Regions from separate parts of the Homo sapiens genome. Here region 1 is linked to region 2. A link is an interaction called in ENCODE POLR2A ChIA-PET data of the cell type or tissue named here. Cell type or tissue: K562. All regions are shown on one strand. Each heading gives the region's core, and the rest is flanking DNA. Links, peaks and the distances in the headings are about the cores only. Region 1 overlaps ABHD3 (abhydrolase domain containing 3, phospholipase). Region 2 overlaps GREB1L (GREB1 like retinoic acid receptor coactivator).

The links. Peaks named below come from ENCODE experiments on the same cell type or tissue, not always from the same donor. Only the 100,000 strongest peaks of a DNase experiment are listed, where the experiment ranks them.
Region 1: POLR2A ChIA-PET joins it to region 2 with 6 read pairs; 3 of 35 experiments call an interaction of 5 or more read pairs at or near these places.

The regions. Positions count from the first base shown.
Region 1 is chr18:21,643,743-21,659,812 of GRCh38, reverse strand. ABHD3 (abhydrolase domain containing 3, phospholipase) reads left to right here. Exons shown (of 9, transcript NM_138340.5): 6 at 470-643; 7 at 2,661-2,709; 8 at 2,787-2,952; 9 at 8,050-8,912. The coding sequence ends at 8,222. Among named protein-coding and RNA genes, the nearest start is that of MIR320C1, 32 kb to the left of the region's middle. RefSeq lists a silencer at 8,138-8,338. In K562, for the core only: no CTCF peak of the experiment used is centred there; a DNase peak (open chromatin) is centred at 9,242.
Region 2 is chr18:21,508,888-21,524,957 of GRCh38, reverse strand. GREB1L (GREB1 like retinoic acid receptor coactivator) reads right to left here. Exons shown (of 33, transcript NM_001142966.3): 28 at 10,972-11,137; 29 at 9,314-9,541; 30 at 8,204-8,345; 31 at 6,724-6,924; 32 at 4,135-4,270; 33 at 1-2,300. The coding sequence ends at 2,137. Among named protein-coding and RNA genes, the nearest start is that of GREB1L-AS1, 66 kb to the right of the region's middle. In K562, for the core only: no CTCF peak of the experiment used is centred there; no DNase peak of the experiment used is centred there.

The sequences.
Region 1 (16,070 bases), core at 7,074-11,073, 140 kb before region 2:
CCTGTAATCCCAGCTACGCGGGAGGCTGAGGCAGGATAATCGCTTGAACCAGGGGGGTGGAGGTTGCAGTGAGCCGAGATCGCACCACTGCACTCCAGGCTGGGTGACAGAGCAAGACTCTGTCTCAAACACACACACACAAAAAAAAAAAACTCTAGGTGATTCCAGCATGCAGTCACATCTAAAAACCACTCTTAGGGTGGATTTCTCTTATGTTTGACTTCATAGGATACATATATAAGGAATAACTATGATTTGTCCCATTTACCACATAGTTGACTGCAAGACAAATAAATATATGAATATAAGGAAAGAATGAAGATGCTTGCATGCTTTTCCAGGATAGAGGACTTAAACACTAGTTTATATTTTTCTTCTCCATAGTTAACATAAAGTCTGTAGTTAGAAATGGATGTCTTCTGTGATACAACAAATTAATCACTGAGTTTCCTGTTTCTCCCCATTTTAGAATGCTGCTTCTAAATTACTTGGGCAAAATTGGGTCCAAAACGCCTTTGATGGCAGCTGCAACTTTTTCCGTTGGTTGGAACACCTTCGCTTGCTCAGAGTCATTGGAAAAACCACTGAACTGGCTACTTTTTAATTACTATTTGACAACCTGCCTTCAGTCTTCAGTTAATAAGTGAGTCATCTTTAAAATCTGTTGTCTCCAGGGCCGGGCCCGGTGGCTCACGCCTGTAATCCCAGCACTTTGGGAGGCTGAGGCGGGGGGATCACGAGGTCAGGAGATCGAGACCATCCTGGCCAACATGGTGAAACCCCGTCTCTACCAAAAATACAAAAAAATTAGCTGGCCGTGGTGATGTGTGCCTGTAGTCCCAGCTACTTAGGAGGCTGAGGCAGGAGAATTGCTTGAACCCAGGAGGCGGAGGTTGCAGTAAGCCGAGATCGTGCCACTGCACTCCAGCCCGGGTGACAGAGCAAGACTCCGTCTCAAAAAAAAAAAAAAAAAACTATTGTCTCCAAATGATTACATGCCCCAACAGTAAAAAAATTTAAAGCGTAATACTACCAATATATGTATATGTGTTTATACACTGAATAAATTTACTACTGTACCAAAATATTATCTTTGTTGTAAATGCATATAAATAAAAAATGTAAGTATAAGTTAAAATTTAAGCATAAGTTAAAAATATAGCTAAAAGTTGTAATGTTTTCCTTCTGAACCCCAGTGGATTGTCTTGTACAACCCCTGAAGTATGTGCCCCATTTTTAGTGAAGGTACACTATTGAAGGTTACTATTCTAATCACCATTCTAAATTATTCTAAAAGACTAAAAATGTTAGTATGGAATGTGTTAAGTGGTGTGATGGGCTGTTTCCCTGGATTTTCTACTTGTTGCTAATCTTAGTAATACCTAAGTCTTTCCTGGATAGTAATGTAGTAAGTACTTTCATTGCTGAATAATACAGCTCCTTGAGGGTGTGCTTATGAGCATAGTATGTTTTAGAGACAGGAGAATGCAGTTCACTTAGATAATCTCAGCCCTCACAGCTCTTATACTACCAAAATACTATCTTTGCATTAGTTTTCTCTGGAATTGTTTGTGTATTTTCTTTTTTTCTTTTTCTTTCTCTCCCTCTTTTTTTTTAAGACTGGGTCTCTCTCTATTGCCCAGGCTTGAGTGCAGTGGTGTGATCATGGCTCACTGCAGCCTCAGCCTCCTAGGCTCAAGTGATCCTCCCATCTCAGCCTCTCAAGTAGCTGGGACTACAGGCACATACCACCACACCTGGCTAATATTTTATGTTTTGCAGAGATGAGGTTTTGCCATGTTGCCCAGGCTGGTCTCTAACTCCTGAACTCAAGCAATCCATCCACCTCAGCCTCCCAAAGTGCTAGGACTACAGACGTGAGCCCCCCGCCCAGCAGAGATATTTCTGTTTGCTTATTTCTTTCTTTAATTTTTTTTATTTTTAATTTCTGTGGGTACATAGTAGGTGTATATATTTATGAGGTACATGAGATATTTTGATACAGGCACGCAATGCTATAATCTTTATTTTTTTATGACTGTTACGTACTTTTAAGTGAATTGATGAATATAAACTTTAAAAGTACTGTTGATTTGCACATGACTTACTGAAAACCTTAGTTATCCTGGAAGTTGACATTAAACACTGGATTAGATTTTACCAGGCCAGGCAAGGTGGCTCATGCTTATAATCCCAGCACTTTGGGAGGCCGAGGAGGGTGGATCACTTGAGCCCAGGAGTTTGAGACCAGCCTGGGTGACATGGCAAAACCCCATCTCTACCAAAAGAAAAAAAAAACCCACAAAATTGGTGGGGTGTGGTGGTGCACACCTGTAGTCCCAGCTACTCTGGGGCTGAAGTGGGAGAATCACTAAAGCCCAGCAGGCTGAAGGTGCAGTGAGCCGTGATCATGCCACTACACTCCAGCCTGGGCGACAAAGCAAGACTCTGTCTCAAAAAAAAAAAAAAAAGTACTTGAAGAAAATATCTTCAGCACAAACATTATTATTCTAATCCTGCCGTACCTGATTAAGCAAATATTTATTGAGTGCCAACTTTGTGCCCTGTGGTAGGCTGTTTAGTAATTTGTTTTTAAGTCCTTTTAGTATGATGGAGTAGGAATGATCTTGATTTTTACTTCCGAAATTCTTTTGTTCCAGGCACCGACATATGTTTGTAAAACAAGTTGATATGGATCATGTCATGAAGGTAGGAGAGAAACTTTATGTAATACTTTTATTTCTTCTTTTGGGCAAGACTAGATATAATTTGTTTTTGTGTTTCAGGCTAAATCCATCAGAGAGTTTGATAAGCGATTCACTTCAGTCATGTTTGGATACCAAACAATTGATGATTATTATACTGATGCCAGTCCGAGTCCTAGACTGAAGTCAGTAGGAATTCCAGTATTGTGTCTAAATTCTGTGGATGATGTTTTCTCACCCAGTCATGGTAAAATTAACATATTTGTATATATTTTGACATGAATCAACTTTTAATATATTGTTATTTTTAAGGAAATATAGTAATAAGAAAATGTGTCATTTCCATTATGATAAAAAAACTAGATACTCATAACACAGTATCTAAATGTCTCAAATCACTTAAATATTTTCACAGACCCTTATCTAGTCCATTGTGAGAGGCTCAGAACAAATTATGACTCACTGTTTTGCTCATTCTCATTTTTATAACCTTTCCTTCTTACCAAATACACTGTTCTTTGGACAGATTATGTTACAGTCCTTTTGCCTCAGGAGAATATTGTTATCACTTGCCTCTTCTTCCTGAGATTCCTATAAAGAAGAATTTGAAGTTTTTCTTCCCTTTTAATCTGGAAGAGAACTTGAGACTTTATAAACACAGTGGCTTTGAATATCTCAATTAGTGAAGCATATTTGGACTAGAAGGTCATATTTAAAGAGAAACATCCTTTCCTTTTCCCTGGAATACTGTATAAAAGAAAATTAATTAGCTGGGCATGGTGGTGTGTGCCTGTAGTCCCAGATACTTGGGAGGCTGAGGTGGGAGAATCACTTGAGCCCAGAAGTTTGAGGCTGCAATGAGCTATGATCATGCCACTACACTCCAGCCTGAATAGCAGAGTGAGACCCTGTCTCTTAAAAAAAAAGAAAATTATTCAGAAATAAACTTTCCTGCTTTCTTTTTCGCTCTGTCGCCCAGGCTGGAGTGCAAAGGCACGATCTCGGCTCACTGCAACCTCCGCCTCCCGGGTTCAAGCAATTCTCCCTCCTCAGCCTCCCAAGTAGCTGGGATTACAGGCACCCGCCATCATGCCTGGCTAATTTTTGTATTTTTGTAGAGATGGGGTTTCACCATATTGGCCAGGCTGGTCTCAAACTCCTGACCTCAGGTAATTCGCCTGCCTGGTTCCCCCAAAGTGTTGGGATTACAGGCGTGAGCCACCACACCCAGCCTAAACTTTACTGCTTTCCTTTTTTTTGTTTGTTTTTTTGTTTTTTGAGATGGAGTCTCACTCTGCCACCCAGGCTGGAGTGCAAAGACACGATCTCGGCTCACGCCTCCCGAGTTCAAGCAATTCTCCTGCCTCAGCTTCCCAAGTAGCTGGGATTACAGGTGCCCGCCACCATGCCTGGCTAATTTTTGTATTTTTAGTAGAGATAGGGTTTCACCATGTTGGCCAGGCTGCTCTTGAACTCCTGACCTCAGGCGATCCGCCTGCCTCAGCCTCCCAGACTGCTGGCATTATAGGCATGAGCCACCACACCCCGCCAACTTTCCTGCTTTCTTAAGTCAAGAAATATGAAATTTGATAACAAAGATAAGGAGCAGCCTGGCCCACGCAATGAAATTCCACCTCTATTAAAAATACAAAAATTAGCTGGGCATGGTGGCATGTGCCTGTAATCCCAGCTACTTGGGAGGCTGAGGCAGGAGAATTGCTTGAACCAGGAGGCGGAGGTTGCAGTGAGCTGAGATCGTGCCACTGCACTCCAGCCTGGGTGACAGAGTGAGACTCTATCTTGGAAAAAAAAAAAAAAAAAAACTTTTTCTCTCTTTCCCCTCAATGCATTAAAACCATTTTCCCCAAATACTTCATTTAAAAAATGATTCTGACTATAAACATAACACATATGTTGTGAAATTTTCAGAAAATCCCCAGTGTGTGTATATATATATATTTTTAAATTACCTATCATTTCTCTAGGAGATCCTATTTTATTGTGTGATTTATGTTTAATCACAGGTAATCTTAGAAGCTGAAACTTACAGCCTTGACCACAATTTAGAAAATGAAACTCTGAACTTTAATATCAGTTGACTTACATGGTGATTGTTTTAGCATATTTTCATTGGATTAAGGAAGTCCAGTATTTCTCTACCCGTTTTTATATTTCACTGCCCTTTTTACCAATAAAAAGTTCCCAACATTTTAACCTTACCCACTTGGGTGAAGTTTGAACTCATTATTTCCTATTCTTTCCCAAGCCTTTAAAATAGTCTTGCCGCAATGAAATAGTGGACAATTGTCTGCAGTCTGAGAGAACAGGCAGCCAGCATCTTTCACATGCCTCAAATGTGGCCCAGCCTTTTGTTCTTCTGATATGACTGTAACTCTCTGTTAGAAATTTCTGAATGTATCCAGAGTGTGAAGTTTAGGCTCTTGATAATTCCTTTAGAGGCAAATGAAACACTCTAAATGTTTGGTGAAAAAGGAAAAGCAAAAATAGTATCAGCCATTCCCCCTTAAGTTCCCACACCTGATCCCAAGATAGATGTTCACTTTTAGGTGTTCTTTCTTGGGACGGACGTGGCTAGCTAAGGACGTGAACTCAGGACCACTTTTTGATAAGAACTTAGCTTGTTGAGCCTTGCTTTAGGGCTATCGGTTTATTCTTTAGAGTGTTATGAAGGGTCAAATTTAGAGCACTGTCTAAACAGTCAATTTGTGGAAGGGCCCCAGTTCTCTTACAGTGAATTTTAGCTTCCTTTTTCTTACAAGGGGGTGAGGTAGAGAAGCTGTTACCTTTAATTAGCTCATTTGCCCCTAAAACTCAGCCCAAGTTGTGAAGTTGTAATTATTGCATCAATCACATTATATATATATATTTGGAGACAGGATCTTGCTCTGTTGCCCAGACTGGAGTCCACTGATACTACCATAGTTTACTGCAGTCAGGCCGAGCGAAGTGGCTCACGCCTGTAATCCCAGCAGTTTGGGAGGCCGAGGTGGGTGGATCACCTGAAGTCAGGAGTTCAAGACCAGCCTGACCAACATGGTGAAACCCCATCTCTACTAAAAAAAAAAAATACAAAATTAGCTGGCCGTGGTGGGACACACCTGTGATCCCAGCTACTCAGGAGGCTGAGGCAGGAGAATTGCTTGAACCCCGGAGACAGAGGTTGCAGTAAGCCAGCCGAGATCACACCATTGCACTCCAGCCTGGGCAACAACAGTGAAATTCCATCTCAAAAAAAAAAAAAAAGTTTACTGCAGCCTTAAACTCCTGGGCTCAAGCTGTCCTCCCACCTCAGCCTCAGCTAGGACTACAAGTGCATGCCACCACACAAGGCTTTTTTTTTTTTTTTTTTAACATTTTTTGTAAAGACACGGTCAGTCTCGCTATGCTGCCCAGGCTAGTCTCAAACTCCTAGCCTCAAGAGATCCCCCCAAAGTGCTGAGATTACAAGCATGAGCTACCACACTGGCCTCAACCATGTTATCTTAATTAGGGAGATAAGATTTGGCAGTATCTGAAATCAAAACACTTCTCATGCCAGGTTTTGATCCATTAGAGACCTTATATCAAAACATTTTCACTGACCTCTAAGCATGGGAGAAAAAAAAAACTTTAATTCATATCTTTTAAAGGTTATACTCAGGCCAGACAGGTAGCATACGCCTGTAATCCCAGTGCTTTGGGAGGCTGAGGCAGGCAAATCACTTGAGGTCAGGAGTTCTAGACCAGCCTGGCCAACATTGTGAAACCCCGTCTCTACTAAAAATACAAAAATTAGCTCTGTCACCAGGCTGGAGTGCAGTGGTGCGATAGTTCACTGCAGCCTTGGCCTCCCAAGTAGCTGGGATTACAGGCGTGCACCACCATGCCTGGCTATTTTTTGTATTTTTAGTAGAGATGGGGTTTCACCATGTTGGCCAGGCCGTTCTTGAACTCCTGACATCATGATCCACCTGCCTCTGCCTCCCAAAGCACTGGGATTACAGGCGTGAGCCACCACACCCAGCTCTTTTTTTTTTTTTTTTTTTTTTTTTTTTGAGATGGAGTCTTGCTCTGTCGCCCAGGCTGGAGTGCAGTGGCATGATCTTGGCTCACTGCAGCCTCTGCCTCCCGGGTTCAAGCAATGCTCCTGCCTCAGCCTCCCCAGGAGCTGGGATTACAGGTGTGCGCCACCACGCCCAGCCAATTTTTGTATTTTTAGTAGAGATGGGGTTTCACCACGTTGGCCAGGATGGTCTTGATCTCCTAACCTGGTCATCCACCTGCCTCAGCCTCCCAAAGTGCTGGGATGACAGGCGTGAGCTCTTTCTTTTTTTTAGTTGGAGTCTTGTTCTGTTGCCAGGCTAGAGTACAAAGGTGTGATCTCGGCTCACTGCAATCTCCGCCTCCCGGGTTCAAGCGATTCTCCTGCCTCAGCCTCCCAAGTAGCTGGGACTACAGGCACGTGCCACCACGCCCATCCAATTTTTGTATTTTTAGTAGAGACGTGGTTTCACCATGTTGGCCAGGATGGTCTCGATCTCTTGACCTCGTGATCCACCTGCCTCAACTTCCCAAAGTGCTGGGATTACAGGCATGAGCCACCACACCTGGCCTCTCTCTTTCTTTCTTTTTTCTTTCTCTCTTTCCTTTGTTTTCATTCTCGTTCTTTCTCTTTTTCTTTTTCTTCTTTTTGTCTTTCTCTTTCTTTCGTTCTTTATTTTTCTTTGCTTTCTTCTTGTCTTCCTTTCTTTCTTCTTCCTGTCCTTTCTTTTCTTTCTTTCAAGATGGGGTCTCACTATGTTGCCCAGGCTGGTGTCGAACTCCTGAGCTCAAGTGATCCTCTCACTTCGGCCTCCCAAAGTGCTAGGATTACAAGCATGAGCCACCATGCCCAGCCACATCATGTAAAGTTAATCAAAATAATACCTAATGAATTTCTAACTCTCACAAAGATGCTAAGCTTAGTTTTTTCCCCTGCCCTAACACTTCAGTGGGAATTTTATAGCCTATTATGAGGATTCACCATTCCTTGAATTGTCTTACTTTAATTTCTCAAAGTAAGACTTGATGTATACTTTTGTGTTATGAAGAACAATCTTGGATTGATTCTTCCCAAAATGATTGTGCAGACATGACCATATATATGAACTGTTGTAAGAATATAGTTGATATAAGGTAGACTCATTCCATTTAACTATGCTCATTACATATATTTATATAATGGTGTTTTGATTTCTGTTTATTAGACATGATAAAGGTATATGCTTTTCCTGACAAAAACATAATGATTATATTTTTCTCTCTCCTTCTTCTCTCTTATTGCCATGTTTTTTTTGGTCTGAAGCTATTCCAATAGAAACTGCTAAGCAAAATCCTAATGTTGCTTTGGTCCTTACTTCTTATGGAGGCCATATTGGTTTTCTGGAGGGAATCTGGCCAAGACAGTCCACTTACATGGATCGTGTCTTCAAGCAATTTGTGCAAGCCATGGTTGAGCATGGACATGAACTCTCTTAACATGTAGTTCTTTGGGTGCATTTTGTCTGAACCACAATTGTGAAGGCAGCTCAGCTTAGTGCACAAATTTTAACTGTTGTATATAAAGCAAATAAGCCAGCAGATGGGTGAAGAGGTCCAGAATGATATGCAAAAACTACTTTTTAGAGAAACAAAACAACTTTGTAGCAACAAATTAAATATAGTATTAGATTGTTACTTACGTAGATTTTATTTTTACTATGCCTTACCAAGTACATCCTTAAACAAAGTAGTATGTACATGAAATTGCACTTAACCAAAACTATTGTGTAAAACAAATTTTAATTCCTCAGGGTTTTAATTTAAACTAGTATTTTTTTAGATTATTTGTTTTAGGTGATTTAATGGTACTTTAATAACTACTAAGAAATATTGGCTATTTCAATGTAAGTTATAAGGTGGTACATTCCTAAGGGTATTTATAGTTGATGATAACATGAAAACTGAAATAAGATAAAATACAACGTGCTAAATCTTTTATGTATTCTAACTTTAAAAGACAAGTGCAACAAAGTTAGACTGACTTCTATATGTGCTCTTTTACTCTGATAATATTAAATTAGGACTAACTTATGTTTTATAATGATTATAATTTACATGCTTATTTTTAAAATAGTATATGTGGACACATATATATCATTATATTAAAATAAATTCTACCATTTTAAATTGGTCCTTTGTGAGTTTTTATCTGCTAAAAGGGCCCAGAAAGTAATCCCTAGAAAGTAATTTATGATAATTTTATTAATGCATTAGTAAGAAACATTAATACTGTTTTGCTTTACTGTTTCCAGAATATTGAGCTCACACCACTTGTACCAATTAAGAATACTTTCAGCTGCAGGAAACCTAACAGTGCCTTAAGGAAAAATTATATCTCATTAACTTGTATTATAAGAATTCTGGTGGGCAGGCCAGAGCTGGTGCAGAGGCTTACCAATGTCATCAAAGACCCAGGCTGTTTCTATTCCATCCTTATCACGGTGGCTAGTTATCTCCTAAACACAGGATGGCTGCTGCAGTTCCAGATGACACATTTGTGTTCAAAGAATGAAAAGGGAAGAGTGGAGCCAGACACATCTCCCCTTTTAGGAAAGTGAAAGCTTTCCCAGAAGACTTGCACTTACATCCATTAGCTAGACCCCTGTCACATGGCCATCCAGGTGGAGTGAGAGACTGGGAAAGCAAGTAATTTGTCAGTTACATACTTTATCAATCATAGTGAAGGCAGGCAAGGGAAAGGGGATTGGCAATGGTTATTGGGCTAGCCAGCTAATAATAATAATTTTCACATTATTCAACATCTTTTCCCTCCTCGTTACTTCAGCCTGTTTATAAAATACATATTTTTTTCCTCAGGTAACACGTTGAGAGAACCATGTACAAAAAATATATATTAACATAAAATTATTTACTAAAAATGCCACCATTTGGAGAACTCCTGAAGATGTACTTGTAGACTCCCTCAATACTGTATCTAAGATGATAGCAATAATAATACCAGTGCTTTTTTGTCTGTACAAAATATATTCTGATTCAATCATAATAATTACATTAGGTCTGTATGGATGAGGGGGCTGATCCTGCCATGGATGCTGGCTGGCCTGAATCTTTTTTTTTTTTTTTTTTTTTGAGACGGAGTCTCGCTGTCGCCCAGGTTGGAGTGCAGTGGTGCGATCTCGGCTCACTGCAGGCTCCGCCCCCCGGGGTTCACGCCATTCTCCTGCCTCAGCCTCCCGAGTAGCTGGGACTACAGGCGCCCGCCTCCTCGCCTGGCTAATTTTTTGTATTTTTAGTAGAGACGGGGTTTCACCGTGTTAGCCAGGATGGTCTCAATCTCCTGACCTCGTGATCCGCCCGCCTCGGCCTCCCAAAGTGCTGAGATTACAGGGGTGAGCCACCGCGCCCGGCCCTGAATCATATTTTTTAACTTCTTTTCTTTTTATGAGATGGAGTCTCACTCTTGTCACCCAGGCTGGAGTGCAATGGCGCGATCTCGGCTCGCTGCAACTTTCGCTTCCTGGGTTCCGGCAGTTCTCCTGCCTCAGCCTCTGGAGTAGCTGGGATTGCAGGCGCCCACCACCACACCTGGCTAATTTTTGTATTTTTAATAGAGACAGGGTTTCACCATGTTGGCCAGGCTGGTCTTGAACTCCTGACTTCGTGATCCGCCCGCCTCGGCCTCCCAAAGTGCTGGGATTACAGGTGTGAGCCACTACACCCGACCTTAACTTCCTTATTGAGATGTAATTCACATATAATAAAATTCACCCATTTAAAGTACACAATTTGGAGCTAGAGCAGTGAGCATGCACCTGTGGTCCCTGCTACTCGCTACTCGGGAGACTGAGAAAGGAAGATCACTTGAGCCCAGGAGTTCGAGGCTGCAGTGAGCTATGATCACACCTTTAAACATCTGCCGCACTCCAGCCTGAGCAACACAGCAAGGCCCCATCTCTAAAAAAAATTAAAGGGCATAATTCAGTGGCGTTTGTTCACAGAGTTATGCAGCCATCACCATAATCTAACTTTAGAACATTTCATCACCCTGAAAAAAAGACCCTCTACCCCTTTTAGAAGAAGTCACTAATCCCTCAGCCCTAGACGACTGCTAATCTCTGTGTCTATAGATTTGCCTGTTCTGGGCTGTTTTACGTATATGGAGTAAAACAATGTATGCTATTTTGTGACTGGCTTCTTTCACTTAGCATAATGTTTTAAAAGTTCATCCATATGTGGCATGTACCAGTTCTTGATGTTCCTTTTTTTTTTTTTTTTTTTGAAACGGAGTCTCGCTCTGTCACCCAGGCTGGAGTGCAGTGGCACAATCTCGGCTCACTGCAACCTCCGCCTCCTTAGTTCAAGCCATTCTCCTGCCTCAGCCTCCCGAGTAGCTGGGACTACAGGCACACGCCCCCACGCCCGGCAAATTTTTGTATATTTAGTAGAGACGGGGTTTCACCATGGTGGCCAGGATGGTCTCGATCTCTTGACTTTGTGATCTGCCCGCCTTAACCTCCCAAAGTGCTGGGATTACAGGTGTGAGCCACGGCGCCCAGCCTGATGTTCCTTTTATGGATGCATAGTATTCTACTGTGCAGATAGAGATCAAATTTTGTTCATCAGTTGATGGACATTTAGGTTATTTCTTTTTGCTATTATGAATAATGCTGCAATGAACATTTGTGTAGTTTTTGTGTGGGCATATTTTTCATTTCTCTTGGGTATATACCTGGTCATATGGTAATTCTACACTTTTTGAGGAACTACCAGGCTTTCCCAAAGCAGCTGTACCATTTTACATTCCAACCAGCAATGTACATGGGTTCTAATTTCTCCACATCCTCACCAACACTAATTGTATGTTTTATTTATTATAAACATCCTAGTGAATCTGAATTATAAGTTTTAACCATGATATTCTACCAAGACCAAAATATGAACTAGCACTGTAATGTTTAAAGATTTAAAGATAACCACTAGTGTAAAACAAAAATAAAACACAACTCTACATGCATGTAATTATGTACTTGTTATTTATAATGAGATGAATATTTTCAAGTACTGATTCTTGTATATCGAGGATTATTCTCCCCAGCTGTTTCTTCACACACTAGCAAGCTCTGAGAAAGAAAGGCTGTGTTTTAATTATTTCTTACATCCCAAGCAACTAGCATATTGCCTAAAACACAGTAGGTCCTTAGTCAAAATTAGCTGAGTGATAGTGGTATAAACATGAAAATACAACTTTGTGAGCTGGCGCTTATTTTGAAAAGTTCATTTTAAGCATATCATGGAATTTTTTTCTAGTTTCCCTCTCATGTTTCTGTTTATTGTCATTATCGAAAATTTATCCCAAGTCTTCTCTATATAGAGCATTGTATTCAGCACTAGGGATGAAAATAGATACAGTTTTCTCTTTTCTTTTTTTTCGCCAGGGGTGGGGTGGGGTGGGGGGTGGGTGGGGGAGAAGCCTCAAACATTTTTTACACTTTGAACCCAATAAATAAACACACTCCCCCGCCCCCCGACCGAGACAGGGTCTTGCTCTGTCGCCCAGGCTGGAGTGCAATGGCGAGATCTCGGCTCACTGCAACCTCCGTCTCCTGAGTTCAAGTGATTTTCCTGCCTCAGCCTCCTGAGTAGCTGGGATTACAGTCATGCGCCTCCACACTCGGCTAATTTTTTGTATTTTTAGTAGAGATGGGGGTTTCACCATGTTGGCCAGGCTGGTCTCGAACTCCTGACCTTATGATCCGCCCACCTTGGCCTCTCAAAGTGCTGGGATTACAGGCGTGAGCCACCACTCCCGGCCAATAAACACACATTTTATAGAACAATACTCGTATTACGTGCAATACATTCTCATATTTTCTAGCCCATCCTAGTCTAGTCTGGTCTATTTTTTTTACTTGAACATCACTGTTTTTTCTTTTTAAGACACTGTCTCACTCTGTTGCACATGCTGGAGTGCAGTGGTGCAATCTCAGCTCACTGCAACCTCCACCTCCCGGGTTCCAGCGATTCTCCTGCCTCAGCCTCCTGAGTAGCTGGGATTACAGGCATCCGCCAACAGGCCAGGCTAATTTTTGTATTTTTAGTAGAGACAGGGTTTCACCATGTTGCACAGCTGGTCTCAAACTCCTGACCTCAGGTGGTCTGCCCACCTCAGCCTCCCAGAGTGCTGGGATTACAGGCATGAGCCATCGCAACCGGCCCATTTTTATTTTTAAAATGAAAGTGAGGCCGGGCGTGGTGGCTCACGCCTGTAATCCCAGCACTCTGGGAGGCCAAGGCTGGGGGATCACCTAAGGTCAGGAGTTCGAGACCAGACTAGCCAACATGGGGAAACCTGTCTCTACTAAAAATACAAAAACTAGCTGGGCATGGTGGCACACACCTCTAATTCCAGCTACTTGGGAGGCTGAGGCACGAGAATCGCTTGAACCCTGGAGGGAGGTGGAGGCTGCAGTGAGCAGAGATCGCACCACTGCATTCCAGCCTGGGTAAGGGAGTGAGACTCTGTAAATAAATAAATAAATAAAAATTACTGTAAAAATGTATTTTTTGAGACATACCAATGGGTTGCAACCTGCAGTTTGAAAAACACTGGGATTCTAGAAGTTACTAGAAGTTAAGGAAATCACTATTCTCTAGCAGTTATCACACTTACTGATAGCTTCTTTATTTACCTGCTTTCTCCAGCAGACTATAAGCACAGTGAGGATAGGAAACATGTCTTTTTTGCTCTCCTTTTTTTCCCCGGGGCCAGTATAGTGTCTGGCTCATTCAAAATTCTTAATAATTATTTGTTAATAATAATAATACTTGAATGTTAGGCCACGACACTGATGGAAAGGTAAGACTTGCAAATCAGGAGTGGGGAGAGGAGGGATTTTTGCAACCTGTCTCTGAAGCAGAGCATCTGTTAAAGCATTCTGTTTCCCCTGCAGACTTCAGAATCAACATGGTAATTTTTAAAATCTCACAGTTACTCCGAACCTAATATAGCACTGGTTGGTCACAAGGTAAGCACTCAACATTTTAGAACTTAATTTGGAGTTGATGAGGACAATTTGCAAGGTCAGGTGATAAAGAATACCTAAGAAATGTGCTATTTTAACTCGAGGCCTCACTTAAAAGACAGTATTTTGACTCTCACCTTTTTTTTTTTTTTTTTTGAGACGGAGTCTCGCTGTGTCGCCCAGGCTGGAGTGCAGTGGCACAGTCTCAGCTCACTACACCCTCCACCTCCCAGGTTCAAGCTATTCTCGTGCCTCAGTCTCCTAAGTAGCTAGAACTACAGACACGCACCTCCATACCTGGCCAATTTTTGTATTTTTAGTAGAGATGGGGTTTCACAATGTTGGCCAGGCTGTTCTCAAACCTGGCCTCCAGTGACCCTCCTGCCTTGGCCTCCCAAAGTGTTGGGATTACAGGCGAGAGCCACCGTGCCTGACCCTGAACATCTTTTAAATAAAAATATTTACTTGGATCAAATAAGAAAGACTTCTTGTTACTGTTAAGACTGTGACTCAGTATTAATTTATAACTCGACAATTTGTCTATTTGTGCCTTCTATAAATAGTTATCTTCCCCCTAGAGTTAGATACTGGTACCCAAATCTTGCAAACAGTACAATAATCATATCTATTCTATATATACTTCAGGTTTGTTGATCATATTACCAAGAACTAAATACCAGCTGGATATTGGTAGACAAGCTAGCAATACATTAACAGATCTGAATGATCCCAAAAGAGCATTATTCAGCAGGACGTGGTGACTCACGCCTGTAATCCCAGCACTTTGGGAGGCTGAGGCGGGTGGGTCGCCTGAGGTCAGGAGTTCGAGACCAGCCTGGCCAACATAGTGAAACCCCGTCTCTACTAAAAATAGAAAAATTAGCCGGGCATGGTGGTGCATGCCTGTAATCCTAGTTACTCAGGAGGCTAAGGCAGGAGAATCACTTGAACCTGGGGAGCAGAGGTTGCAGTGAGCTGAGATCATGCCACTGCACTCCATCCTGGGCATAAGAGTGATACTCCATCTTTGGGGGCAGTGGGGGTGGGGGGAAGAGCATTATTCTCTGCTTGAAACTGTTAACCCACTAATTAGTATCTGTAAATTTTAAATATACTGTTTATCTATTTTACTTTACCTATGGGCAGATGCAAGGATTTCAGGCCTCTATTTTTCCAAGCTCTGTACTTAACTCCTGGTCCCTGAATATAGTTTATTTTTCCTAATGCTATACAGAAGTGTTCCAATATGACATTTGAAACTTCCAGGTTTTCTTAGAGTTGAAGTAATGCTTGGAGAAACATGATGTAGAATAAACTAGTATATATATTTTCATGACACATATTTAGAAATAGATTTTTACACACAAAAAATGCCTAATATTCTATATATATACCTAGAGCTCTTTATAATCATTAATCATTGATCCTAGTATTTGTAAGTTCTTTTCTTGGGTAAGAAATTTGGACTTGAATTCAGAGCACTTGAATTTGGTTCTTAGCTCTGCTGCTGATCTGCCATTTGACCTGAAGCAAATCATTTACCCTTGCTAGACCTCAGTTTCTTCATCTATAAAATGCAGATAGTAATATCAGTTTTAGAGTTTGTATGAGGATTAGAAAGATAACATAAAAATGCTTGAACTATTGAGTACTATTAAAATATAAGAAGTTGATGGCCGGGTGCAGTGCCTCACATCTGTAATCCCAGCACTTTGGGAGGCCGAGGCGGGTGGATCACAAGGTCAGGAGTTCGAGACCAGCCTGGCCAACATGGTGAAACCCCATCTCTACTAAAAATACAAAAAGTAGCCAGGCGTGGTGGTGTGTGCCTGTCAAAGAAAAGAAGTGAAAACATTAAGAAATACCAGAAAATGAGAGGCAGAGAAAAGGTATGGGAATAGTTAATCTAAAATAGTTATATTTATACTCTCATTTTCTTTTTTAGTTCTTTTTGTTGTTGTTGTTATTGTTGTTGTTTAAGCTTCTGGAAAGATAAATGGTATCTGCTATGGTTTGAATGTGCCCTTCAAAGCACATGTTGAAATTTAATCCTCCACGTGGCAATTTTGAGAGGTAGGGCCTTTAAGAGGTGATTGGCTCATGAGGGCTTAGCGCTTATGTATGGATTAATCTATTCATGGATTAATGGATTAATGGGTTATCATGGGAGGGTACTGGGTAGCTTTATCCGAAAAGAGAGACCAGAGCTAGCATGCTCGGCCTCCTGGCCATCTGATACCCCGCACTGCCTCGGGACTCTTCAGAGTCCCCGCCATAAGACAGCTCTCACCAAATGTAGCTC
Region 2 (16,070 bases), core at 7,761-11,760:
ACATACTCAAGAATTATACTGATGATAAGATGATTTTAAAAGATCCAAACATTAGTAAGATAGGCTTTGAAAAGAATAGGCAGATCAATTTCTCCATTATAGGGGTGATGGTCTTTTGGCTTTATTCTGGCATATCTCTTCCAGAGTTAAATAGTATTTAAGAGCTCATAATAATAATTTGAATTTTCAGAGTGCAGCCCTAACTAATGGAGTACCTGCATCTGATGTAACTACTTAAAAAAAAAGTTCTTTAAACTATGAAGTCATAAAGCCAGAAGAAACCCTGAGAGGCCATCCACCCCAGGTACAATTGTTTCAGAATTCTTTCAAGTATTTTATTTGCCCTATGTAAATGTTATTGGAATATTGCACAGACAGTGGGTTTCTTGGTATTATTTGCATTAGGCCCTTTCAACAAAACAGGAACAAGTGAAATACATTCATATTTAAACCAAATTGCTTCAAAACATACCTCTTTACCAAAAATTCTGCTGTACTAAAATTAAGGAGTATTTTTTAAAGCATATATAAGGCAGGTCCTCTTTGAAGGACAATTAAAAATGGGGTTAAAAGGAATTGTTCACTTCAAAATACAGTTAAAGCATTATAAGTAGCTATATTAAAACCAAGAGATCTGCAAACCATTTTTAGTCTAATACATTCCATTTTTTCACTAGCTTTGTAAACTCCTTGTTGTCATAAGATAATAAAGCTGGTCAATTAACACTATTTGTTCTAAGTAAATGCAGGCTTAGTAGGCCCCTCAGTAGTTTCAGGTCACAAACAAGATTGATTCAAGTAAAAATGGCCATTTTAAGTGGGGATAAAGTAGTAAATATGGGCTAATGAGAAAACTCTCAAGAGATTGTTCAATGATGAGAACTGGAGTAATTTAAGAGTAAACTTCTAAGACTTAGTTTTATCTAGAACACTTTCTAAAAATAATGTTTTTGATTAAAATATTTGAGAAATCTGTAGAAACATATGCCTCCCATTGCCGATACTGGACAAACACCCCCTGCTGATTTTAATGAATCAAAAAGACTCTTAATGGAGTCTTCCTTACTCCTCACAAGAGTCACTGGTAAGATTAAGTAAAAAAACATTTCTCTTTCTATGGCTCAATTTCCCAATTCGGCAATTTCTGTGGCGTTGTCAGTGTAAGGTGGTAATATTTAGTGCATCTTTTAAAGGAAGCTTTGCTTGAGTCCCTGAAAGGAAACAAACTAGTTTCACTCTGCAACAGAACCTCAGCCTGACATTTAGGTTTGCTGGTGCCAACTGCTTAATTCCAACCAAACGGTGGGTGCAGGTTACCTGCTGAAAGCTTCTTAACTGACTTAAGTTCTTGCAAAAGATTAATCACTGTTCCATAGTCTCATAGATAAGATATTCTTAAAGACTGGAAACACATTTAAAGAGTGGGTAAAGCAAAGGAATTAGGCTAGGAGAAGATGCATAAATGCACACAATGCCTGCTCTGCATTTACTGATTTGTTTGTTCAGTTTAAATAGTAAACTTCTAACTCCTGTGGAAATTTTGCCAAAAGTTTCAATACATAGAAGATTATAAATCTTAAACTAACACTGCACAGAGAAAGACAAAGCTACTTCTTTTTTTAAATACAAATATCGTCTACATTCTATCATTTCAAACCCCTGAGTAATACTGTACCAAAGTACAGATCTGAAGAGAAACTGAGGGTTCAGGCCTCAAACGTTAATCTTCAATTGATTCCACACCAATGGCATGAGTCTCATGTAACACATTCAGGCTAGTTAATCCTGACAGTCAGTTTCCCCCTAACATAGTAATAGAAAAAAATAATGCAAACTCCATATTCACTCTCCAAAGTATATCCTCCTCAGGATCCCATGGGCAGACCGTATCTTAAGTAATTGCATAACTGCCTAGGATAGAGTTTACCTGAATTTAAGGGTCCTGTAATTGGAACTGAAGGAAAGTGATGTCCCCAAAGACCTGGATCAGATTTGGGGAGTTCTTTGGAGAATTTAGACAAATATGTTGCACTTTGCTCCACAGTGATTGTACTTTAAAGGAAAAAGAAAAATCCCAAATTGTTTCTGTCCCATCCCACCTAGGCATCTTTTTGCTGTTTTGGTCTCTTCAAAAGCTCATACATGACGTCCAGTAAGAAAGTAGAGAGGCTTGTCATCACTGCTGTTAGCAGTTTGAAACTCGTCCCGGAGGCGGAACTGCCACTCATCTTCTAGCTCTAAGCGGACAATTGTTTGGCGCAAGGAACTTCTGTCTTGGCAGATGACACACAGTGTAGCACCTTCAGGAAAAAAGACAGAAATATGTCCTAGGCTCAGGGATTGAATTTATAAAGAACTTTATCTCTGATTATATTTCCTAAGCTAACACATCTGAGAACCAACAGATGGATAAGCAATCTATCAGAATTGTTTTATTTTATTAAGTAGTTTTGCAAATTCAGTAATTTTTTTTGTTTCTTTTTTTGAGACGGAGTCTTGCTCTGTCTCCAGGCTGGAGTGCAGTGGTGCGATCTCGGTTCACTGCAACCTCTGCCTCCTGGGTTCAAGCAATTCCCCTGCGTTAGCCTCCCAAGTAGCTGAGACTACAGGTGTCTGCCACCAGGCCCAGCTAATTTTTTTTTGTATTTTAGTAGAGATGGGGTTTCATCATGTTGGCCAGGATGGTCTCGATCTCCTGACCTCGTGATCCACCTGCCTCGGCCTTCCAAGGTGCTGGGATTACAGGTGTGAGCCACTGCGCCCAGCCCAAATTCAGTAATTTTTAAGAGTATAAAGTAAGTAATCTTCCAACCACATTCCCTCTTCCCTGTGATAACTAATGTTATGTTTCTCATGTGTTCCTCCTAGATTAGGGTTTCTGAACCTCAGCACTATTGGACTTGGATAATTCTTTGTTGTGGGGGCTATTCTGTGTCTTACCTTTTTTTTTTTTGGAGACGGAGTCTTCCTCTGTTGCCCAGGCTGGAGTGCAGTAGTGCAATCTTGGCTCACTGCAACCTCCGCCTCCTGGGTTCAAGCAATTCTCCTGTCTCAGCCTCCCAGGTGGCTGGGACTACAGGTGCACGCCACCACTCCCAGCTAATTTTTTGTATTTTAGTAGAGACGGAGTTTCACAGTGTTGCCCAGGCTGGTCTCAAACTCCTGAGCTCAGCCAATCCACCCACCTTGGCCTCCCAAAGTGCTGGGATTACAGGCGTGAGCCATCACACCTAGCCTTGTTCTGTGTCTTGTAGGATGTTTGGAATCTAAACATCCTGCAGTCTTGGCTTCTGCCCACTATATGCCAGCAAGCAGCAGCCTCCAGTGCGACAATCAGAAGTGTCTCTGTCTCCTGGGAGGCAAAATCTACCACTCCCCCATCCCCAATAAGTCTCTAAATAAATAAATAAATAAATAAGTGAATGAATGAATGCACAGTCCCCGCACAACCCCTCTCCCTGTTCTCATGCTGCACAGCGTTCTGAACCTCACTTTCTTCACTGATCTCAAAGGTCATTTTATAAGGATTATCTGTGATGTTTAATCTTAGTTTGTTCTTAGGCCAGTCTCTCTTTTTTTTTTTTTTGAGATGGAGTTTCACTGTTGTTGCCCAGGCTGGAGTGCAATGGCGTGATCTTGGCTCACTGCAACCTCTGCCTTCCGGGTTTAAGCGATTCTCCCGCCTCAGCCTCCCGAGTAGCTGGGATTACAGGAGCCACCACGCCCGGCTGATTTTGTATTTATTTATTTACTTTTTTTTTGAGACGGAGTCTTGCTCTGTTGCCCAGGCTGGAGTGCAGTGGCGTGATCTCAGCTCACTACAAGCTCCGCCTCCCAGGTTCACGCCATTCTCCTGCCTCAGCCTCCCCAGTAGCTGGGACTACAGGTGCACACCACCATGCCTGGCTAATTTTTGTTGTATTTTTTAGTAGAGACGGTTTCACCATGCTAGCCAGGATGGTCTCGATCTCCTGACCTCGTGATCCACCCGCCTCGGCCTCCCAAAGTGCTGAGATTACAGGCGTTGAGCCACTGCGCCTGGCCTCAAGTGCTTTTTAAAAATATCTTTATCTTCTGTATTTTGCTCAGTGGGAACCAATAGCAATTACAAGCAAGATACTAAATTTGACTTACCTTTTAGAAATTTAAATTTCTTAAGATCAGCACCTACAAAAGAGTCACAGAGGTACAAAAGGAGTCCACTGAAAAACACCCCTTCACAGTTGACATTGCTGGAGTGGGGTCTGGAGCTGATATAGCATATGGCCACCTGAAATCATCAAGCAAAAATAGCATGGGCATTTCAAGAGCAAGCAAAATATCTGCAGTTCAGCAGAATGACTCAGTACCTTCCTTTTTCTCTATTTCAGGATAAGGTAAAGGAGATGAGTTTTTTCCAATATTAACTTAAATGGCTTGGTTAGTTAAGCTTTGCAGCCTCCTTTATGTAGCGTGCCAAGTGTTAACCTGTTTAAAGCTTCTCTTATTTATGTTTCATAATAAAGGACTATTAGGAGACAAATTAGTAGTAAGAAACAAGCCCTTCCATTTAAGAGTCTTTATCAAATTTAAAAAACTACCTTCCACAAAAAAGCATACTTAGGAAAGATTAAATGTTTGGATTGCCTTATTGGTGAGAATAAAAAATATTTTTGATCAGCTTTCCATTTAGATATACTTAAATTTTCAATTGGATAGAAGCTTAAGACAGTGCATGGGCTGGGTGCGGTGGCTCACGCCTGTAATCCCAGCCCTTTGAGAGGCCGAGGTGGATGGATCATCTGAGGTCAGGAGTTGGAGAGCAGTCTGGCCAACGTGGCAAAATTCCATCTCTAGTAAAAAATACAAAAAAAATTAGCCAGGCGTGATGGTGTGCACCTGTAATCCCAGCTACTCAGGAGACGGAGGCAGGAGAATCGCTTGAACCCTGGAGGTGGAGGTTGCACTGAGCCGAGGTTGCACTGAGCCGAGATTGCACCATTGCACTCCAGCCAGGGTGACAAGAGTGAAACTCCATCTCAAAAAAAAAAAAAAGACAGTGCATGAATTTAAATTTTTGGTTCTATCTGGCTTCTGTGAACAGATGATAACTGCAAAAATTACGGAGAAGTAAGTAAGATAGTTGGGAGTTAAAACAGTGGAATGGCTAAATGCATGAGCCAGTCTGCTTGGGTTCAAATACTGGTTCCTCCATTTAGTAGCCATGGAACAATGAACAGTCTCCTTCATTTCACTATACCTCAGTTTCCTCATCTGTAGAGATAACAATAGTACTTGTTTCATAGGATGTTTTCTGAATTAAATAACTTAGTATTCAGTAAATGTTAGCTGTTGTTAAGTATTGAGATTGTGTTAATACGTAGAGCCCTGGACTCTAGGATAGGGGAATTGGAATATCTGGGTCAGACATGTAAATTACATACATCTTTTACAGTACTTACATAAATACTGTAAAAGATGTTATTAGATCTCGTGGGTGTGGGTTTGTTTTGTTTTTTTTGAGATGGGGTCTCTGTCACTTAGGCTGTAATGCAGTGGCACAAATCAGATCACTGCAACCTTGAACTCCTGGGGTCACGTGATCTTCCCACCTCAGCCTTTTGAATAGCTGGGACTACAGGCGTGCGCCATCACACCTGGCTAATTATTTTTATTTTTTGTAGTGACAGGGTGTTACCATGTTGTCCAGGCTGGTCTCGAACTCCTGGCCTCAAGTGATCCTCCCACCTCAGCCTCCCAAAATGCTGGGTTATAGGCACGAGCTTCTATGCCTGGCCTTTATATCTGATGGTTTTTAAGGTTCCTTCTACTTCTAAAATTCTATAATTCATTACCCAATCTACAGTGTAGATTACTGAAACATAAAAATGGGAATGTAAAATGTTTACACTGTGAAATTTTAAAAATTAGTTTCCAAAACTGAATACAGTGACTTTAGCGTTAAAAGAGTACGTGTATGGATATGTGTGTTTTTTTCAATACATACAAAGAAAAAGCCCTGGAAGGAAATGTAGTACACCAAAATATTCTTCTGGCAGGTGACTTTACTTTCTTATGATTTTAAAACATTTTTTACAAGGAGGATGTAGTACAGTAATCATTTCTAAAGGGACAGCTTAGTAGTAGGAGCCTGGAGGTGCAAGTGGCAGTTTAAAAAAAACTAAAATGTGAAAAATTTTAGAAAGAAGTCCAAGGGGTGGGAAGTGGAGAAATGCCACCTCTAAAGGCTTCAGGTGATACACATTTATTTGTTCGGTAATCACTGAGCTCCTCTTACGTATGTCTAAAACAATGCCTAAGACATTGTATGTCTTTGAAGAACTCACACTTTTATGAAGAAAAACCCACATAATTACAGTATAATCTGATGAATGTTAAGAGAAGTGGGAACAAGCAACTGCTGCCCAAAGTCACCGAGGTAGGCTTCTTAGAGGAGCTGACAGCTGAGTTGTATATTCTCTGGCTCATTTGTGGAGATAAAATAGGCATGGGGAGGGCAAACTGCCATTGCATGTTGTGTGAACCTTTGCATAAGTGAGTATGCAAAAGGGTAGAAATACAAGTTTTGATCTGTATTACTATCTTTAATAAAAGTTCTGGCAAAGGACCAGACTGGCATCTTGATTGATATTTCATGTCACAGGCTCCTTTTTTGTAAACAGCTAAAATGAGAAAGAAATGGATGGATGTAGGTAAGCACAGTATCCCCCACACCCTTTTTACCTCTGGTCCAATGTTAAGGTAGCAGTCAATGGCCAGCACAGGACTCCTGAAGTTATGGATGGCTTTGGGGAAGAGTTTATATGAGGCGTGCTGAAGGAATTTCTCCAGGAGAAACTGTGCAGGGGCTGCCAGTAGTGTGTGTTCACTGTCGGGAGCACAGATGTATTGAAGGGGCAAGATGGGTGCTAAGCTCTCTGACACCTGAAATCAGAGGCGAGATGATCATGGGAAACTTGTCTGTCACTGGATTAAACAGGTGAGGAAACACTGAAGTGTATCCTAACAGTCGCCAAATAATAGCAGTAGCACAGTGAGGGGTGCTAGGTTCAAATGTATGTTAGTAAAGGGTCCTGAAAATTTTTTTCTCTTGGGAATAGTAAAATAGGATTTAATGTAAGTTACACACAGCGAGGGCAGAAGAAAGCAGGCTTCTCTGAAAGTTACCACATTTAACAGGTACACTGTGAGATCCAATCGGAAGCCTTTTACAGTGTGTGTGGGTTAAATCCTATCTCATCCTAACTCTACCCCACAACCCCACCAAAAAAATGGCAAAGAGGTTTCTAAGCTCCACTGGTAGCCCCCATGCTGTGAATTACTACATTCAGTAGATTTCTTAGAAAAGGGTAGTAATACAGGTTTTGATCTTTATTACTATCTTTTAAGAAACTTCTAGCAAAGGATCAGACTGGCATCTTGATTTATATTTCTCTCATGTATTACATAAAGAATGTAAAAATGTGGTGGTGCGTGGTGGCTGAGGCAGGAGAATCGCTTGAACCCGGGAGGCAGAGGTTGCAGCGAGCTGGGATCATGCCACTGCAGTCCAGCCTGGGCAACAGAGCGAGACTCTGTCTCAAAAAAAGAAGGTAAAAATGTAAAGTTTGCCATCTTGAAACTAAAGCCTTGAAGGATGTGTTAAGGCTTAAATCCAAAGAAACTTAGATTTAAGGCTGACATCTAAAGTAATTTTGTTGGATTGTCAAAACAAATGTTTTGGCTCTAGATGAGTCTCAGTAACAGAAATGAGATTGAAAATTTGACATTAAGAACTCCCTAATGGCCGGATGCGGTGGCTCATGCCTGTAATCCCAGCACTTTGGGAGGCCAAGGCGGGTGGATCACTTGAGGTCAGGAGTTCAAGACCAGCCTGGCCAACATGGTGAAACCCCATCTCTACTAAAAATATAAAAATTATCCAAGCGTGGTGGCACGGACCTCTAATCCCAGCTACTTGGGAGGCTGAGGTACAAGAATCGCTTGAACCCAGGAGGCAGAGCTTGCAGTGAGCCGTGATCACGCCACTGCTCTCCATCCAGCCTAGGGGACAGACTGTCTCAAAAAAAAAAAAAAAAAACTCCCTTGTGTTATTTCACTTTTCTAATAAAATAGAAAGTGCTTAATGCCAACATCTAATAACAAAGATAGTCATTATCATTGTGCTTATTTTCAGCACTTGAATCAAGCTTGCGGTACTCACCATGATCTTTGGTTTAATGATAAAGTCCCTTTGCCCTCCAACCTGAACATGTTTCTTCATGAGACTGAAGTTATTAAAGCGGCAGATGAGCAGGCCACTACTGTTTGTTCTCAGATTAAAGTCAGCATCTTCACAGAAATACCTAAATTGTAACCACAACAATAGTTTTCTTCCGCTGGCATATCTCAACCATGATAACTATACACAGAGAAATAAATGTGTGGCAAGATATTAGGAGCCTAAAATAATCAACCATGCTTTTGTGGAGCTGGCCCTCGTAACACTGACCTGGAAAAACTCTGATTTGGGCATTACAGCCTTTCAAGGAAGGGGAAAGTGAGATTATTTTTGTCCCAGCTATGTCACAGGTTTTAGGTATCCCTATGCAAAAACAGGACTATATTCCTATTTGATACACTCCGGCAAAACAGGAATGCAGAGGTGCTCCCAGTTTTAAATTTCTGGCTACAAGCAGGATGAAGCCTCTGTCAAATTTAAAACAGGAGTGAAAGCAGCAGCTATTCTATAACCGTAAGTTTGGCATAAGGACTTTATGGTTCCTGCCTTCTTGCTTGGCCCTCTCAGGTTTTGTAGGAACCTGGACATAATTTATTTGGGAGGCAAGGCCATGGCTACCCTGCTCATCCCCATCTGCTGCCTTTTCCCTACAGTAGGATTTCCCTGAATCCTACTAACATTCAGGAAAATTGATTTCCTTCTGAGTCTGGAGGGTGAAGGAGGGCTTAGTCTAACATTCAGGAAAAGTGATTTCCTTCTGAGTCTGGAGGGTGAAGGAGGCTTAATCTTAGATGTTTGTGGGTCCACACACTGACTTGAGTCAGTAGTTTTTGTGTCTTGAGTTCTTGTTGAATAATGAGATGGCTAAAGTGTTTTCTCTAAGCATTTCACATTGTAACCCCTGTTAAGGTCTAGGTCAGTTTGCTGATAAAGGGGCACACTTTGGGGCTTGTGATCCCCCTTTCTCCTTGCCCACATAAAGAGTCAGCTTCTCAACTGAAGACATACGAATAAAAGCATTACAGAGGCTAGAGCTGGGCAGAAGCAATCAGTAGATGCCAGGATTACCTGCATCCATGAGGCCTGACTTACCTGTTGAAGTCATACTGCACATTCTGAGTCAAGTCTGTGTTGAGGAGAATGAAATCATGCACGTGACACCTAGAGAATGGGGCCTTTAGGCTCTGAGAAGTCAGCTTGCTGCTCCATTTCTGTATGCCCAAGATTGCATAGTGGACAATTTTTGGTGTGGCTTCAATGTGCTGCAAGACAGTCTTCAAGGACACATTCTTACTGGAAACTCCTACTTCCATGGGCTGGCTATGAAATATAGTTTATATAAGATGTTGATAAATATTACAGAAGAGAGGATCATTTGTGAAGTGTCTACACACTACTATATACCAGTAATACTCTCAAGGATAAAATTAACTGATTTACTTCGTATTAGCAAATGGAGAAGAATGTCAAGCCCAGTTTTCACACTGCCTGTCACTATTATAAAGAAACTGCCTTTTGGGGTGGGGCTTATCACTTTCGGGCAAAGAAAGAAATCCGGCCTGTGTCAGAGTGAACAGTGAATAAAGAGTTGCCAAAGAAGAGGTAGCCGGAGGTTGGAAGCATAGAGGTATCCTTCCCAGTTCTGGTAATTGTGTATAATAAGGAATATTTGAAAATTTCACTGGCTTCAAATCCAAAATAGGAACAAGGACACAAAATCACAGTGTTTGAGCTGGGAGGGGCTTAAAGGTCAGCTGGCACAGTGTTGCAATGGGAGTGCTATTGAATTTTGGGGGTTTATTGTGTCGGACTTCTTAAAATGTTTGGCATTCTCTGGTCCTCACAGATGCCCCGACCAGCACCCCCTAGCAATGTGAGGGGGCACTACCCCAGGAAGAGAACCACTGATTTTGGCCCAGGCGTAATTTTACAGGTGATGGACTTGAGATATGGAGAGGTGAGATGACTTTCCTTTTTCATACAGACAGTTAAGAAGCATGACTGCGTGTGGTGGCTCACACTTGGTAATCCCAACACTTTGGGAGGCCAAGGCAGGAGGACTGCTTGAGCCCAGGAGTTCAACACCAGACTGGGCAACATCTCTACAAAAAATTATAAACAAAAAACAGAGTTGGGGCTAAAACCAGGTCTCCTGATTTGAGATGTCAGCAGTCTTTCTCCATAAATCATAGTGTCTCAACAGACTTTATTTTTGTTTTTTTGAGACAGAGTCTCGCTCTGTCACCCAGGTTGGAGTGCAGTGGCACAATCTCAGCTCACTGCAACATCTGCCTCTTGGGTTCAAGTGATTCTCTTGCCTCAGCCTCTCAAGTAGCTGGGACTGCAGGCATGCGCCACCACGCTCAGCTAATTTTTGTATTTTTAGCAGACAGGATTTCACCATGTTGGCCAGGCTGGTCTAGAACTCCTGGCCTTAAATGATCAGCCCGCCTTGGCCTCTCAAAGTGCTGGAATTACAGGCATGAGCCACTGTGCCTGGCCGCAGTAGACTTTAATAGCTAACCAACGCTGTGATCCCAGAATGGTCCAGGAATTTAATGGGCTACTGAATGTCTAAATAAAAGATTCCTAAGTCACCACAAAATGTTCTAGTGAGGGTGGTCTCATGGTTGACTGTTTTGCTCTGGAAAGCTGTCTCTCTCTTTCTTACTTCCGTATGTAACTGTAGTCAAGAAATGTATTGTCCTGTCTATAGCATTGTGTCATACGCCCCCAGCTTGGAAGTCTACCTGGATGGCTCCTGAACACTGTGAATGTTCCATAGGACACATGAGTCATCCATCATGACGATGAAAGGCCAGACACACTGGCGTTTAATGCCTAGCTCCTCCAGGCGGTTTCTCTCCAATTCTAGGTTGTGATATGATAGCTCCTTGATGAGGAACCTGGCAGCACCTGGAAGGCAACATAACCACATCTGCATATCCACACATCCTTCACTCAGGCTTGGCTGAAGCCCCACAGGCAGCTATATTCTCTCCACAGAATGCCTGTTCACATGGGAACCATGCAGGTGGGAGCCAACCAAATGTTCAGAGCAGTGGCTCTCAAACCAGTGTTACTGGGAATCACTTTTAAATGTAGATTCTTAAGAGTCCATTACTAGAGCTGCATTTGAGTCGGTATGGTGTAAGGGCCAGAAACCAGAGATATCTTTGAGGATGCAAATGGTATGAACCACACTTTGAAAGTATTGCAAGAATCCAGTTTCCCTCACAGGACAAAGGAATCCACATCTAGGAAATGCTGTTACTGTTTACTTCCTTGAAGCATGACAAGAGGCTCTCTCAGACTTGGAAGCAGCCACTCACATGTCCTGTACTAGGGAGTTAACTGGGCTGCAGTGAGTGGGTATGCCAATTCCACTGATATGTCCCCTGCTTTAGATACTTCAAGGAAACTGACGGCAGCTTCTTTGAAGAAGACAACTCTGGAAACTGGCACCCTTTCCCTAGATCTGCCTTTTGCAAGAGGCAATATGGTATAGAGATTAAGAGAAGAGACAGGAGCCAAACTGTCTGATTTTGAATCCTAATTCCACCACTTTCTAGCCATGTGACCCTGAACAAATTAAACCCATTGTGCCTTGGCTTCCCCACCTCTAAGAAGACAATAATAATGCCGATCTCATAGGGTTGCTGTATGATGCTCAGGATAGCGCCTAGTACCCTCTAAGTACTCGGTGAATGTTAGTGATTATCAAGATGATAGTCAGTAATCAGCCAAATTTTATGAGTGGGCCATCGTAAAATGAAACAAAACGTAGGTGATAAATGAAAGAAAAGCTATTAAATCTATGGAAGAACCAGAAGCAGTGTGAACAGATCAAGGGTAAAACTGGGATTTAGGAAAATCTACCTTCCAAGAACGTGTGTGTAATAGTTTGCATTCTCAACATAATAAAGGCCATATATGAAAAGCCCACAGCTAACATCATCATAGTCAATGGTGAAAGACTGAAAGCTTTTCCAAAACTGAGATCATGAACAAGACAAGGATGCCACTTTTACCATTTCTATTTAACATAATACTGGAAGTCACGGCCAGAGAAATTAAGGAAAAAATAAATAAATAAAAGGCAACCAAAGAGGAAGGAAGTAAAATTATCTCTGTTCTCAGGCAACATATACATAGAAAACTAAAAATTCCACCAAAAATCCCCTTTAGAATGAATATGTGAATCCAGCAAAGATGCAGATGCAAAATCAACACCAAAATCAGTTGCATTTCTATACCTCAACTGTGAACAATCTAAAGGAAATCAAGAGTTCCATTTACAATAGCATCAAAAAGAAAGACTTAGGAATCAACTAAGGAGGCAAAAGACTTGTACAGTGAAAAGTACAAAGCATTGATGAAGGAAATTAAGGAAGACACCAATAAATGGAAAGACATCCTGTGTTTATGGATTGGAAGACTTGATATTAGATATCAGTGCTACCCAAAGTGATCCATAGCCTTAATGCAGTCCCTATCAAAATCCCAAAGACTTTGCAGAAATAGAAAAATCTATCCTGCGATTCATCCAGTATCTCAGGGGACCCCAAATAGCCAAAACAATCTTGAAAGAGAGGCAAAGTTAGAGATCTCACACTTCCTGATTTCAGAACTTACTACAAAGCTATAGTAATGAAAACAGTGTGGTAGTTTTGATCTGGGCCTATAGAAAGCCCAGAAATAAACCCTCTCATATATGGTCAAATGATTTTTGACAAGGGTGCCAAAGCCATTCAGTGGGTAACAGATGGTCTTGTCAACAAACACAGTTGGGGGCTGGGCACGATGTCTCACACCTGTAATCTCAGCATTTTTGGGAGACTGAGGTAGGAGGATCACTTGAGGCCAGCAGTTTGAGAGCAGCCTGAGCAACACAGACCCATGTCTCTACAAAAAATTTAAAAATTAGCTAGGCATGGTGGCATACGCCTATAGTCCTAGCCACTCAGGAGGCTGAGGTGGGAGGATTGCTTGAGCTCAGAACTTGGAGGCTACAGTGAGCTATGGTCGTACCACTGCACACTCTAGCTTGGGTGACAGAGCAAGACCCTGTCTTAAAGAAAAATGGTGCTGGGAAAACCTGATAGTCACATGCAAAAGAATGAAGTTGGACCCTTACCTTAGACCCTACACAAAAATTAACTCAAAATGGATCAAAGACCTAGACATAAAAGCTAAAACTATAAATCATTTAGGAGAAAACATAGGGGAAGGCCTTGTGACATTGAATTTGGCAGTGATCTCTTACATATGATATCAAAAACAAAAGCTAAGAAAAAATAGACAAACTGGACTTCATCAAATAATAGAGTAAAAGGCAATCCATGGAATGGGAGAAAAATTTTTTTTTTTTTGAGACGGAGTTTCACTCTTGTTGCCCAGGCTGGAGTGCAGCGGTACGATCTCAGCTTACCGCAACCTCCACCTCCCCGGTTCAAGTGATTCTCCTGCCTCAGCCTCTTGAGTAGCTGGAATTACAGGCAAGTGCCACCATGCCAGGCTAATTTTGTATTTTTAGTAGAGACGGGGTTGGTCAGGCTGATCTTGAACTTCCTATTTCAGGTGATCTGCCCGCCTCGGCCTCCCAGAGTGCTGGGATTACAGGTGTGAGCCACTGTACCCGGCCGGGAGAAAATCTTTACCAAGAGTGTATCTGATAAGGCATTAATACCCAGAATATATTTTTTAAAAACTGCTACAACTCAACAACAACAAAATAATTCAGTTGATTTTTCAACAAAGGACTTTGGAGACAAGTCTTCAAAGAAGATATACAGATGGCTAACAAGCACACAAAAAGATGTTCAATATTACTAATCATTAGGGGAATGCAAAACAAAATCACAATGCAAAACACCTCAAAAAAAAAAAGTGTTGGTGAGGATGTGAAGAAATTAGAATCCCTGTGCACTGTTGGTGGGAAGGTAAAATGGTGCAAGCCACTATGGAAAACAGTATGGTGATTCTTCAGAAAGTTAAAAATAGAATTGCCACATGATCTAGCAATCTCGCTTCTAGATACATACCCAGAAGAGTTGAAATAAGGGTCTGAGATATTTGTATACCTGTGTTCATAAAAGCATGATGCACAACAGCCATAAGGTGGGAGCAGCCCAAGTGTCCACTGACGGATGAATGGATAAACAAAATGTAGTAGATACATAAAATGGAATATTATTCAGCCTTTAAGAAGGAAAGGAATTCTAACACATGCTACAACATGGATGAACCTTGAGGACATGCTAAGTGAGATAAGCCAGTCAGTCACTAAAGGACAAATACTGTATCATTCCACTGATATGAGGCACTTAGAGAAAGTAGAATGGTGGCTGCCAGACGCTGAGGGGAGGGAGGGAATGGGGAGTTGTTTAATGGGTATAGAGTTTCTGTTTCACAAGGTGAAAAGAGTTCTGGAAATCAGTCTTAAAACAATGTGAATGTACTTAACACTTCTGAACTTTAACACTTTAGAAGTATTAAAGCAGTACTTTTTTTTTTTTTTTTTGGAGACAGTTTCACTGTTGTCACGCAGGCTGGTGTGCAGTGGCATGATCTTGGCTCACTGCCGCCACCAGCTCCCGGGTTCAAGTGATTCTCCTGCCTCAGACTCCTGAGTAGCTGGTATTACAGGCGCACACCACCACACCCAGCTAATTTTTTTTTTTGTATTTTTAGTAGAGATGGGGTTTCACCATGTTGGCCAGGCTGGTCTCAAAACTCCTGACCTCAGATGATCCACCCACCTCAGCCTCCCAAAGTGCTGGGATTACAGGCGTAAGCTACCGCACCCGGCCATGGCAGTAAATTTTATGTTATGTGATTTTTACCAAAAATAAAAATAATAATTTGTATATTTCATTTGCATATGTGTGTTGGCTTCATTCTCCCCAAATTATTGCAAAAATGGCAAAACTAGTACTAAATAGTTTGGTCAGATCTAGGATGAGAAAACTTTCTCCTAAGGATCAGGCAGGCACAGAAGAAGGTCATATTCATATAGAAAAAGGCTTCAGTTAGTATGAGTATAGGTGGTTTTGGGGAGGCTGAAGGAACAGAAATATTCAGAAGCCTTAATTCACTTGATATAAAGTGATAAACAATTATATTCAAAACAAAACCATTTTTGAAAATATTTTAAGCCCATATTAAGGCTGTTTGAAGTTGAAGGACATGAAAAGGCATAGAAAGGAACAAGAAATGGGAGAGACCTAAGAAGGAAGGGAGAGGCAGAGGCTAGGTTGGGAGACAGTGGAGAAAGAGGAGACCCTGGAGAGAAGAAACACGTGGGTTCAAGAAAACTACTCAGGTCTTATCTGCCCTCCAGTCCAGCTCTAGGCTGGGTGTTATTACTTCCCTTTAAAATGGGAACAAGCAGCTCCTGACTTGGCACTGAGGCACCGACAGAAGCAGATGGGCCAAACTGTTTAGAACTGCAGCGCAAGAAGTGTCCAGAAGAGCGCAGCTCTAAAACACTGGATTCAGTTAGAGATGTCCTGCCTGAGAAAGGAAAATGAAGGCATTCTGACATCTACAGTCTCCACAGCTCTGTCATACATACAACAAGACTGGCCCCCTTTGAGAAATCAGCGCATTGCTCTTAAACTCCAGGAGGAAAGCAGGACTTCTTTCAGGCACATTCCTGTGTCATAGGCAGTAACGATGCTTCCAGCTCCCTGGTTGTACAACAGCCCCCTATAACTTGCTACGTGCCTTAAAGATGAGATGACCTAGGGGCCCCTCTTGATCTGGGTGAACCACTAATGCTGCCTCTCCCTTAGACCATCTTTTTTCTCATGGTTACATTCCTTCCCCAGAGTGCTCAGCTCAGGAA